2 separate regions of the Homo sapiens genome follow, and region 1 is linked to region 2. Evidence: chromatin loops called from intact Hi-C (ENCODE). Cell type or tissue: OCI-LY7. All regions are shown on one strand. Links, peaks and the distances in the headings refer to the core of each region. The heading gives the core; the rest is flanking DNA.

What was found. Peaks named below come from ENCODE experiments on the same cell type or tissue, not always from the same donor. Only the 100,000 strongest peaks of a DNase experiment are listed, where the experiment ranks them.
Region 1: a loop joins it to region 2, with 5 times the contacts of the local background. A loop is called at or near these places in 2 of 110 quality-filtered maps.

What each region holds. Positions count from the first base shown.
Region 1 is chr3:13,013,246-13,018,612 of GRCh38, reverse strand. The region is part of intron 1 of IQSEC1 (IQ motif and Sec7 domain ArfGEF 1); the gene reads left to right. Among named protein-coding and RNA genes, the nearest start is that of IQSEC1, 58 kb to the left of the region's middle. RefSeq lists enhancers at 1-558, 559-1,358, 1,820-1,929, 2,550-2,649, 1,935-2,702 and 4 more. In OCI-LY7, for the core only: no CTCF peak of the experiment used is centred there; DNase peaks (open chromatin) are centred at 2,072, 2,952, 3,262, 4,282 and 1 weaker place; H3K4me3 peaks cover 4,667 bases; H3K27ac peaks cover 5,000 bases.
Region 2 is chr3:13,330,644-13,336,010 of GRCh38, reverse strand. It overlaps NUP210 (nucleoporin 210), which reads left to right. Exons shown (of 40, transcript NM_024923.4): 28 at 399-557; 29 at 3,627-3,718. Among named protein-coding and RNA genes, the nearest start is that of NUP210, 87 kb to the left of the region's middle. RefSeq lists enhancers at 3,188-3,237, 3,558-3,917 and a silencer at 5,085-5,252. In OCI-LY7, for the core only: CTCF peaks have their summits at 2,082 and 2,287 (motif pointing right); DNase peaks (open chromatin) are centred at 2,305 and 3,640; H3K4me3 peaks cover 2,351 bases; H3K27ac peaks cover 4,291 bases.

The DNA.
Region 1 (5,367 bases), core at 128-5,127, 320 kb after region 2:
ACCTCTGGGCCCCTGGCAGACAAAGGCCTTGCTCTGGGTACAGGGCAGTGCCCTGATAAATCCACAGCCCCTCTCAGGTCAGGCAGGAAGATCACTTTTGCATCTGGCATTATATTGAAAAAGAAAGATCGTTTTGTGCCTTGAGAGCCAATGGGGCGTTTGAGCCTCTTCGTGGGCCAGGGCAGCTCACTTGGAACACATGGGGCCCAGGGTGCTGGTTGATAAGGAGTGGGGTGGCCTTGGCTGCCCTGGCCCTGCCCCCCTCTGCCTTCCCACCGTGGCTGCATCTGGGCAGGAGGGCCGTGAACAGCTCAGCTGGCAGCCAGCCTTTGAGAGCTTCCAGGGAGCTTCCTGGACAATTAGCCATCTGATGCCCCTCTGCAGGAGGGCCAGTGGGCGTTCCTCTTGGGACAGAGTGCTCACCACCTCCCAGCCTGGGCCATGCCTAGGCAGCTCTGACGCGAGGACATTTGTTCCCACTTGGAACTGGCACCATCCTTCCTGCGGTGCTCGCTGCCACCCACCCACACACTGAAGTGGCCTGGCCCTGTCCTCTGAGCCTCACAACCCATCTGCTCCCCAGCTCTGGACAGCCTGCAGAGACCAGGACTCCCTGAGGCTGAGGAAGGGGTCACCAGCCTCCTCCCCACCCACGCCTTCTGGACACACCCTGGCTCGTGCTGTCTATCTCCGGGAAGAGCCCAGAGCTGAGTTTGGGATGGGCAGGAGGTCCTGGGCAGAGCAGAGCAGAGCCGCCACTTCTCTGGCTCTGGGCACTGCCTGGAGCACACATAAATTCCCTTATGGCTGCTTTCCCCTTTCACCCGTGGGCCTCACCATTGCCTCAGCCCTGCCAGCCTCACCTCCCTCTCCTCGGTTCCCATCTCTGCTAGTGACTGCCGCCCCCTCTCCCTGCATCGAGTCTTCGTTCAGGGGATGAAGACCTACTCTGTGCCTGACACTGTGCCAGGTGCTAACTATCCATTCCCACATCCAGCCAGCTAGCGCCCACCCTGTGAGGAGCACTGTCCCACAGCACAGAGGAGGACCTGAGTCCAAGGCTTTGCGTTACTGGTTTCCTCACCGGAGTTGTGGGTGAGGCTCTTCTTGGCAAGCACCACAGGGCAGCACTTGTCGCCGAGAGCTCAGAGCCCAGCAGCAAGGCGGCATGGGCATGAGCCACTCTGACACATGGGAAGAGGCTTTCTTCCGCTGATCAGCAAGTAGTTTGCTGAGCACCTATTGTTTGCTGCCCCGGGCTAGACCCTGGGGATACAGCAGTGAGTGAGGTGGACACTCAGGCCTCCTGGAGCAGATAGATGTTCAGGTGAGAGAGAAATGATAAAGAGAAAATAAACAAATGAAGATGCCTTCAGGCAAAGATCGGTGCCAAGAAAATAAAACAGGGAGGGATGACAGAGTGATCGGGGAGAGGGAGCCACATGGCCTGGGGAGGTCAAGAAGGGCCTCTCCCAGTGGCCGTCAGTGGATGAATAGATAAACACAATGTGGTCTGTCCATAGTGTGGAATATTATTCAGCCACAAAAAGAAATGAAGTTCTGGCACGTGTTACAGCACAGGTGAACCTTGAGGACATCATGCTAAGTGAAAGAAGCCAGACGGAAGACCACAGAGCGTATGGTCCCGTTTCTAGGAAATGTCCAGAACAGGCAAATCTATAGAGACGGGAGGTAGGTTTGCCGTGATCCAGGGCTGGGGAGGGGTTCTTTTTGAGTGATGAAAATATGCTAAACATAGATAGTGGTGACAGTTGCACCCCTCTGGGAATATACTATTAATAAAATCATTGAACTATACATTTTAAATGGGTGAGTTGTATGGTGTGTGAATTATATCTTAATAAGACTGTTTGAAAAGAAAACAAAGACTCGTCTGCAGTGGTGGCCTTGCGTTGAGAGTGACAGGGTGGAGTGAGTTTGTGAGGACCTTGGGGAAGAGCAGGCAGAGAGAGCAGCTGGTGTAAGGACCCTGAGGTCTGTGTGCACCTGCAGGAGGAGCACAGAGGAGGAGGCTGGCAGGAGTCGAGAGGGCGGGAGGAGCAGTCCCCGTGGTGGCAGGGCCAGATCCTGGAGAGGGCTTGAAAGTTGACTGGGGCGGGAGAGCCACGGCTGGGTAACATTGCTGTGCTTTCTGTTTTAAAACCGTCACCCGGGCTGCTGTGAGGAAATGAGACTGTGGAGAGGGAGTGGTGGGGCGTTGGGGGCAGGGAAGGCCGGTTGAGATGTGGCGGCCGGCCACTGTTTAGATGAGAGATGACAATTGAGACCCAAAGAAGGAGACAGACAGACTGGCTGGCGGTTGCAGTGGGAATTCAGACAGGGACAGAGCACTCCTGGCGGAGAGGAGGCTTCCTGGAGGAGGGGCCTGGGCCCGGACACTGGCAATGTCAGGATGGGCTGGTGGCGGCTCTCCAGATGGCACCCCTGTGGGGGATGTGGGGGGCCCTGCCTGGCCATGGGGAGACGAGACTGGCCACCCTACCCTGGCACCACCCCTGGGTCCCCTTTGGGCCCAAGCTGCTAAGTAAGTAGGGCACCCTCTCTCCAGGGACCCCTGTCACACTACTTTATGCTGCTGGCTCCAGCTGGCCCTCCGTGACAGTGCAGTGCCCATGTGGCCAGAGACCCAGAAGGGGCCCGGCACTCTGAACAAAGCAGTCTGCCTGGAACTTAAGTGGCCCTGAAACACGATCAGGCACCAGAGACTGTCCAGGGAGGTGGGTGTATTATTTATTGACTGGGGCCTGCCCAGTGAAGCCATTTGGGTTTGCCAGACCTGGAAGGAGCCCCCTCAGCAGTGCCTGGGGGCCTTTTGGAGGGCAGGTGGGCGGGGGCCCCAGGGTGCCTGGCACCCTCTCCCCTGGGTGTGGTTTCCTGGATGCCGACTGAGCAGGGAGGAAGTCAGACGTCAGGACCTGCTGTGGGGATGGACCCACAGCTCATCCCCCGGGGCCGCAGAGGCAGGCCAGGCACTGGGGTTCCAGGGACACCTCCGCCCCCTCCACTTTGAGACTGTGAGTACCACCCACCTGGCCCGGGGAGGGGACCTCAGCAGCCCTGAGAAACCTGTGAGGGGCTGGCGACTGTCAGGGCAGCCTGCCGTGGTGAGGGTCTTGGGGGCTGTCGTCAGAGTTTTCACTGTTTCTCAGAGCTGTATTCTGTGACCCGTTTCTCACTGCCTGGAATGCACACAGGCTCGCCCTGGGCCCAGGAACACCAGGTGTTTCCCCACAGCCGCAAGGGGAAGTTCTTTAGCTCCCCTGCGCGTTAGACCAGCCCCAGGCCCCATTAGGGTTGAGAACCAGGGCCCCGCAGCCCACCTGGATGGCAGGGAGTGTTGGGTCGCTGCCTACGGCCCTCACAACCACCCTGAGAAAGATGGACTCTTGACAATGCCCAGTTTACAGCCGAGTAAACTGAGGCCCTCAGAAGTCACACAGAAGTCAGAAGTCCTCAGAGGCCCTCAGAAGTCACACAGTGGCCCAGGGCTCCTGGAGCATATTTGGTGTGTTTCCTTCCCACACTGCTGCCCCCCTCAACCCTATGGTGCATAAACTTTGAGCAAATGGAGGTTTATGGCTGAGGGAACACAAGGCTTCCCCAGGCTGTGTTGAGGAGACACTGCCTTGCAGAAGTCTTCCCTGCCCCAGGCTCGCTGGGGCCATTTCCCATCTGGCAGTAGCCCAGTATGTGTCCCCCCAGGAGCCCCTTGACCCACTGACAAGTTCAGTATCTTTCTGAAATGATCCAGAGTGGAACCTTGAGGATCTGTAGATCCCTGGGGCTGGGAGCGTGTTGGGGGATGTTCCCTGGGTTCTGAGCTGTAACCCCTGAGCCTGACCTCTTGGGGTCCTTGGGCCAACAGCCCCTGGCTCACTGGGGTCATCAGGGAGTTCAACAGATGGGTCAGAGGAAGCTTTTACCGACCCAGCCTCAGGGAGCAGCCTGGGAGCTCTCACTCCCAGCCAAGCCTCCCCCACCCCAGCCCTGGCTCTTGGGGGCAGGCAAGACAGATAGCCCTTTCCTTAGGACTGGAGCCCAACCAGTGGCAGATGGAAAAAGTGAGGCCCAGTGATAAGGAAGCAATGGGCACCTTCACCCCTGCCCCCACGCTGCAGACAGAAGGCTGCTCAGTGCCCTGAGGGGTCAGTCACTCTGTCTCAAATCCCAGCTCCCCAGTGTGCCCCAGCCATGTGACATGGGACAGATGTCCCAACATCTCTGGGCCTGGGTTTCCATATAACCCATAGCGAAAGTCCTCCCTTCCGGGGTTGTTGTGAGGCTTAGATGGTGAAGCAGGCCTCTGTGGGGAATCTCCCTGTGGGCGTAGGTGACTCTGGGTTCCCATCTCACTGAGAGATTTACCAGGGCACAGTGCCCCTCAGGCTGGTTAGGGGAGGCTTGATGACCCCAGTGAGCCAGGGGCTGTTGGCCCAAGGACCCCAAGAGGTCAGGTTCAGGGGTTACAGCTCAGAGCCCAGGGCTCTGGCCTCCAGCTCAGCTACCTCCAGCAGCAACCTGCCTTTGTTGGGCGCCAGGGCTCAAGCTGGGGAGCCTGGCCAGGTGGCTGCCCACACCTGTGTTCAAGGCCCATTTCGGTCCAGCCCAGCAGAGGCACAGAGCAGATCAGAGCCCCTGCTGCCTGCCTGGGGACTTCAGGGGAGCCCATCCTGAGGCCTCATGTCCTCACCTGTGAAATGGCCAGGTGTAACCAGGAGCCTTTAAGCACTCCATGACTCTGTGCAGAGTTTCATGCACATCATTCATTTGTTAATTCAGTCATTCAACAAACATTTATTGGGCACCTACTGTGTGCCAAGTACTGTCTTGTCTCTGAGAGTACAAAGGTGATAAATCAGATAAACCATCCCTTCCCTTCTTGGTGTTGGGGAGTCAAGCAATATATGACTAACGCAATGCATGCATGATAGGTCATGGGGATGACATGTTCTGTGAAGGAGAGTAGGGCAGAGGAAGGAGATGGGCGCAAGGAGGGGTAAGCGGTTGGTTGTATTTTATTTTAATGGACACATGTCACCTATTAGAAAACACCTGTAGGCCATCAGGCAGCTGAGGGCAGGTTGGAGGGTCCACACTGTGGCCTTCATTCCCTGAGTCCCTTGTGGGCTAGGCCAGTGTGAGCTGTCCTCTGACCTGCATGCAAGGGTGAGCTCATTAGCCCCATCTGATGGACTTGCAAACCAATGCCCAAAAATCCCAACCAGTGTAACTCCAGTGGCTTCTGGGAAAGAGGTGAGGGGACTCCGCCGGCAGAGTGGGTATCTGGACTGTACTCAGCGTGTGGGAGCATTGAAGTGGCTATCAGCCGGGCCTGGGGTGTGGTCA
Region 2 (5,367 bases), core at 238-5,237:
AGACTTATTAGCAGATATCCCCAAACAGAATAGTCTGCAGGGACACACTGCAAAACCCAGCATCGCTCTGGGTGACCTAGAAGCACTGAAGTCTGAGGGACATCCTGTCATGAAGGCCCCTGGCTTACGTGGGTGGGCCCAGTGTTTTCCAAATGCATCTGTGCATGTTGTGCGATGCAGGCAGGGCAGGACCCGGGCACCCATGCTGGGGAAGCCGGGTCTGCACAGCTCTGGGGTTAGCAGACCCAACCCAGGCAGGAAGGCAGAGCCCTTGAGAACAGGCCAGCAGCTACCAGGACTGGGGGGCTGGGGGGTCTGGGGCTACTGTCCGGCTCTGCCTTTTTGAGGACACAGGGGCCTGGGCCTTACCCCTGAAAACGTGTTTGATGTCTTCCCAGGCGTCGATCCGACTCCCGTCACAGTACAACTTTGCCATGAACGTGCTCGGCCGGGTAAAAGGCCGGACCGGGCTGAGGGTGGTGGTCAAGGCTGTGGACCCCACATCGGGGCAGCTGTATGGCCTGGCCAGAGAACTCTCGGATGAGATCCAAGTCCAGGTAGGAGGCAGGTGGAAAGGCCACAGGGAAGGGGGAGAGGAAGTGCCAGCTGCCCAATCTTCCTTCGGGGCCACATGTTGCATGGGCAGGGGCTGAGAGACCTGAGAAGCTCTCAGTCCGTGGGGATGACAGTGGTCCATCGCAGTGGGGTAAACATCCGGGTGTGATTGGTGCTATGGGAGCCCAGAGGTGGGGCCAAGCAAAGGCTTCACAGAGGAGTAATGTTTCAGGATGGGAGGGGCTGGCAAAGGCCTGGAGGTGGGAACTCACTTGATGTGTGGCCAAAAGAGCAAAGAATTCTGAGCTTGGGGCTCACTGTGTCTGAGTGGCTGATAATTTAATCGTTTGTGTTTATTTAACACACATAGAGCACCCAACAGAGGCTGGGGCGCCCTTGCACGTTTTTCAGTATTGCTGCCTCCAGTCCTCAGGTGAAGCCTGCGGGGCAGGGGCTGCAGGGGCTGCCACCTGCTGATGCCCCTGAGGCGGGGAGGGTCAAGGTCACAGGGTAAGTTGGGGGTGGCCTCAAGAGGCCTGGGGACTGTGCCCTGTCTGCATTTGGAAAACAGCCTCAGAGAGGGAGGCGCCTTGTTCAGAGCCAGGGGTCAGGACTGCGTCTAGTGGTTCTCCTGCCTGGGGTGCAGCCCTGTGTCTGTATCCAGCCTGTCCCTGCTACTTATAGGATGGGCTGTGGGCGAGTTCCTGCCCCTCTGGGCCCCTCTGCAAGGTGGAGAGTTGGCAAGTTGGCTCTGAAGAGCATTTTTGTCTTCAAGGGCCTCGTTCTGCTCCTCTGGGCCTCAGTAACCCCTGGGTGCTCCTAAGCTGTAAAGAAAAACAAAAAGTGTTCCTTATATGTCCCAAGAAAAGAAACAGTTTCTAGTCCCCGCCTCAAGAAGAAATAAACTATGTCTAACCCAAGCACCTCCCTGATCAGGGGCAAAGAAGCAAACTTTTCAAGAAAGAAACACCCACAAAAAAACCCCCACCGATCTGCCAACCCCTCACCCCTGCCTGCACATGCACACACACACGACACACATGCACACACAGACACACATACATAGAGACACATACATACAACACAGAGGTACACATGCACATCCCCACACTCACCAAATGCATGTTCTTTGTTAAAAGGAAGTAAGTCCTGGAGCCTATCATGGAATTAAAGGCAGGGTTTTGCAGCTTCCAAATTCTGTAACCTCAGTTGGGTCACTTGGCAGCTCTGTGCCTCTGTTTCCCTATCTGACAGCAGGTAGAGTTTGAGTAAATCAGAAACTAGAGAATCTGGATCCAGCCTACAAACGTGTTTTATTTGGCTCACTCAGGCCTTTGAGACAGCTTGTTGTCATGTAAAGATAGGAAGATTCCAGGTAAAAATCTAAGATGCAGCATGTCCTAAAGATATGGTGTCTGCCACAGCAAAATCAGCAGGCAATGAGAAGCAACCTTGACTCCATTAGAGCTGCACTCTCCAGTTTGCCACAGGCCCCGCCACTCCCTGTTTTCTCCCTGACAGTGATATCAAGTATCAGTTGCCATTTACCATGGTGCTCATGCTGTTGCTTTTCTTATAGTTAACAGGAAAGTGGGAAATATCTTACAACTCCCCCTCCATCTAAAGAGAGAAAATAGGAATGCATGGTTTAAAAAAAAATAGAAGGAATCCTATTTATGAATGTATTTACCAGGCAGTAAGTGTGTCCGAGTCAGACTCAGTGAGGTGGCTTCCGTGTGGATGCCGGAAGGGGGCATCCGAGTCAGCCTCGTCTCACCTGACGCCAAAACCCCACCCAGCTCCCAAAGGCTGTTTCTCACCGTTTGGGAAGTGTTGTTCCTCCTGTCACCTCATATGGAGCCCACAACTCTCAAGACAGGCATGGAGAGGACGTTAGTTGTGGACCATGTTACACACAAGGAAATCTAGGCTTACGTGGACAGAGCACAGAGGAGCTGGGAGGGGTGGAATCAGGCCATCTTCCTCTCAGAGAATCACTCGTCAGATCCGATGATATTGGCCATGGCCCAGGGCTCAGGCCCGAGGGGTGTCCACCTGGTCTGATCAGAGGCCAGTGGAGAGCTCAGGGCACAGCTTTACCTGCCAGCGAGTGGTTGCCCCTGAGCCAGGCTGGGAGGCCGAGGAGGCAGCAGCCCTGAGGGGCCTGAGAGAGGGGACTTACACAGGTGGTGGACACATCTGAAGTCTTGCAGAGAAGGGGCCTGGAGTTCCCAGGTAAGTGCTGTTGCCATGGGCTCGGGGAGCCACCAGGGCCTTGGAGCACTTGGGCGTCCCAGGATCAGATCTGAGCCGACCTCATGAGGCTGATCATTTGCCGGACTGAGCTCCTCACCAGGCCCCTGTGTGTGTCTATGTGGATCCTGCAAGAACATGGCCAGAGCCAGCCAGAGGAGCCTGGGAGGTGGAACGGGGGTTGTTCTGAGATGGTGGCAGTGAGGAGCAGGATGTCTCTGTGAGAGAAGGGAGCAGTTCGGTGGCACCTTGCCCAGGCTCAGTCCTGGCACAGTTATCCTGAGCAAACCCTGGTGCTGGAGTTGTGTGTGCTGCCCTCCGCGCTCACATCCTGGCAGGTAAAGTTCTTCCTCACTGGGCACGGAGGGAGAGGCCTGTGTTTCCAGGCTCCTTGAAGGAGCTCCCATTAGACTACACAAACATGAGCCTGCCTGTCTTTTCTCATCATATCTTTGGCCATGTGTGTGTGTGTGTGTGAGATAGGGTCTTGCTCTGTTGCTCAGACTGGAGTGCAAGCCTCAGCCTCCCAAGTAGCTGGGACTACAGTTGCACACTCCATGCCTGGCTAATTTTTAAAATTATTTTGTAGAGACTGAGGGTTTGCTGTGTTGCCTTGGCTGAGCTACTCTACCCGGCCACACCTTTGGCCTCTTAAAGGTCAGCCCTTCACATCATGTCATCAGTGACCTGACAGACGAGAAAGCCGCTTTTCTCCTCTCTGGCCCCTCCTCGGCTCTTGCTGCTAGGAGAGAAGCAGACATCTGGCCTGAATGTGACTCCAGTGCCCCATCGGAAGTGAAACTTGCCCTCTCTTGCAGGTGTTTGAGAAGCTGCAGCTGCTCAACCCTGAAATAGAAGCAGAACAAATATTAATGTCGCCCAACTCATATATAAAGCTGCAGACAAACAGGTACGTGACTCAGCTCTTGTTTCCAGCAAAGTTGTGCGGCTGTGCTTGCATCCGACACCTCATGTGTCAACACTGTCAGGAGCCATGGGTACTTTCAGGGAGGTTTTCTCCTGCTGTGCTTGGAATGGGTGAGGCCTCTGCCTGCTCCTTCTCTTCTCTGTGGTGCTCCTCTGCTTCTTGAAATCACTTCTCACTGTGGGTCTCTTTTTCCTCCTTGTAGCCTAGAAACATTTTTATGCGAGGTACTAAAATTCAGTCTTTAAAAGGGAAAAAAACACCAGCTTAGAAATGTTGTGTTTCAAGACTTGCCACTCAGAGTGTAGCCCATGAGCCAGAAGCATCAGCATCACCGGGAAGAGAAGATGCAGCTCTCAAGCCCCACCCCAGACCTGCCCAGGGAGAAGCTGCACCCTAGGGAGATCCCCAGGCGAGGGGGCCGCACAGTAACGCTTGGGAAAAGCTGTTTAAAGCTCTTCTGCAAACCTAATTCCTACCTTTGATTCCAAGGGGATGCCTTTCGTAACAGTGGCTTGCATTTGAATGGCAGTTGCCAAGCGGGAGACTCCACGGGCCACAGGACACTTACATGTTGCATGAAACACATACATGTTTTCATTCAGCCAAAAGTAACAAAGTGCCAGGCTCCATGCTGGGCTCCAGGAACACAGATATGGGTGACATAGGGTGCCCCGGAGGAGGGTAGCAGGAGAAGGCTATTAAAAAGCAAGGTGTAGTATTCAAACCAGAGCCCAAAGAAGGGTGCTGTCCATGGGGATTTAGGGGAGGCATGTCCCAGATGGAGATGCTCGGGCTGCAGTTCTTGAAGGATGAATAAGAGTTCCCCAGGTTAAGAGGAAGGGGTTGGTGGGGGAAGAATGTTTAGGCAGAGGCAATAACATTTGCTCCTAGTCATCTATAGGGCTGTGGAAGAGACAGAGATGATGGAAACTAGCCGTGGGAGCTGGAGGCCTTTGCTTCCTGGGTTTCTTTATTATATTAATAAATATGTAAAAGGGTAACAGATACGGCATAATTTGCTTCCTACCCAGTACATAGTATCAGTAGTTTGCTAACAGTTTTCTTAGCGGGTAGTCTGTTTTTATCCTGTTGACAGTCCTTAGAAATAGGACAAGACAGGATCATTACACACCTTTTACCAAGTAAGAAGTCAACGCCGAGAGAAGAGGGGACATAATGTGCACACAGCTGGTGGCAGGACATGTTGGGACCGGCTTTGGATTCTGTCGGACTCAAAGCCCCATCCTCCACTATGCCAGGATGCCTTGCTTCAGTAAATTGAGAACAATTTGCTGCAGAAATGATATTTTACAGTAGATGTCCCATGGAGCTGATGAAAGAAACTGCCCTCATAGTCTCTCCCTCCCTGCTGGCTGACCCACGGCAGGCACTGCTCTGGGAAGAGTGAGACGCCACACTTTGCTCGGAACCATTGGATTTCTGAATTACTTTTCCGTGGGTGACTGATGAAGCCTCAGACAACTGACGGCACGTGGTCCTGAGGTCCGTGGGGCCAAGATTGGGCCTTTTTTCCTCCCAGGAGCATGAGGAGCCACAGACTCTTAGATCTCCTGGCATTGTATCCAGGCCCACTCCCACTGCTGCCATCTACAAAAACAGCTCTGTTTTGT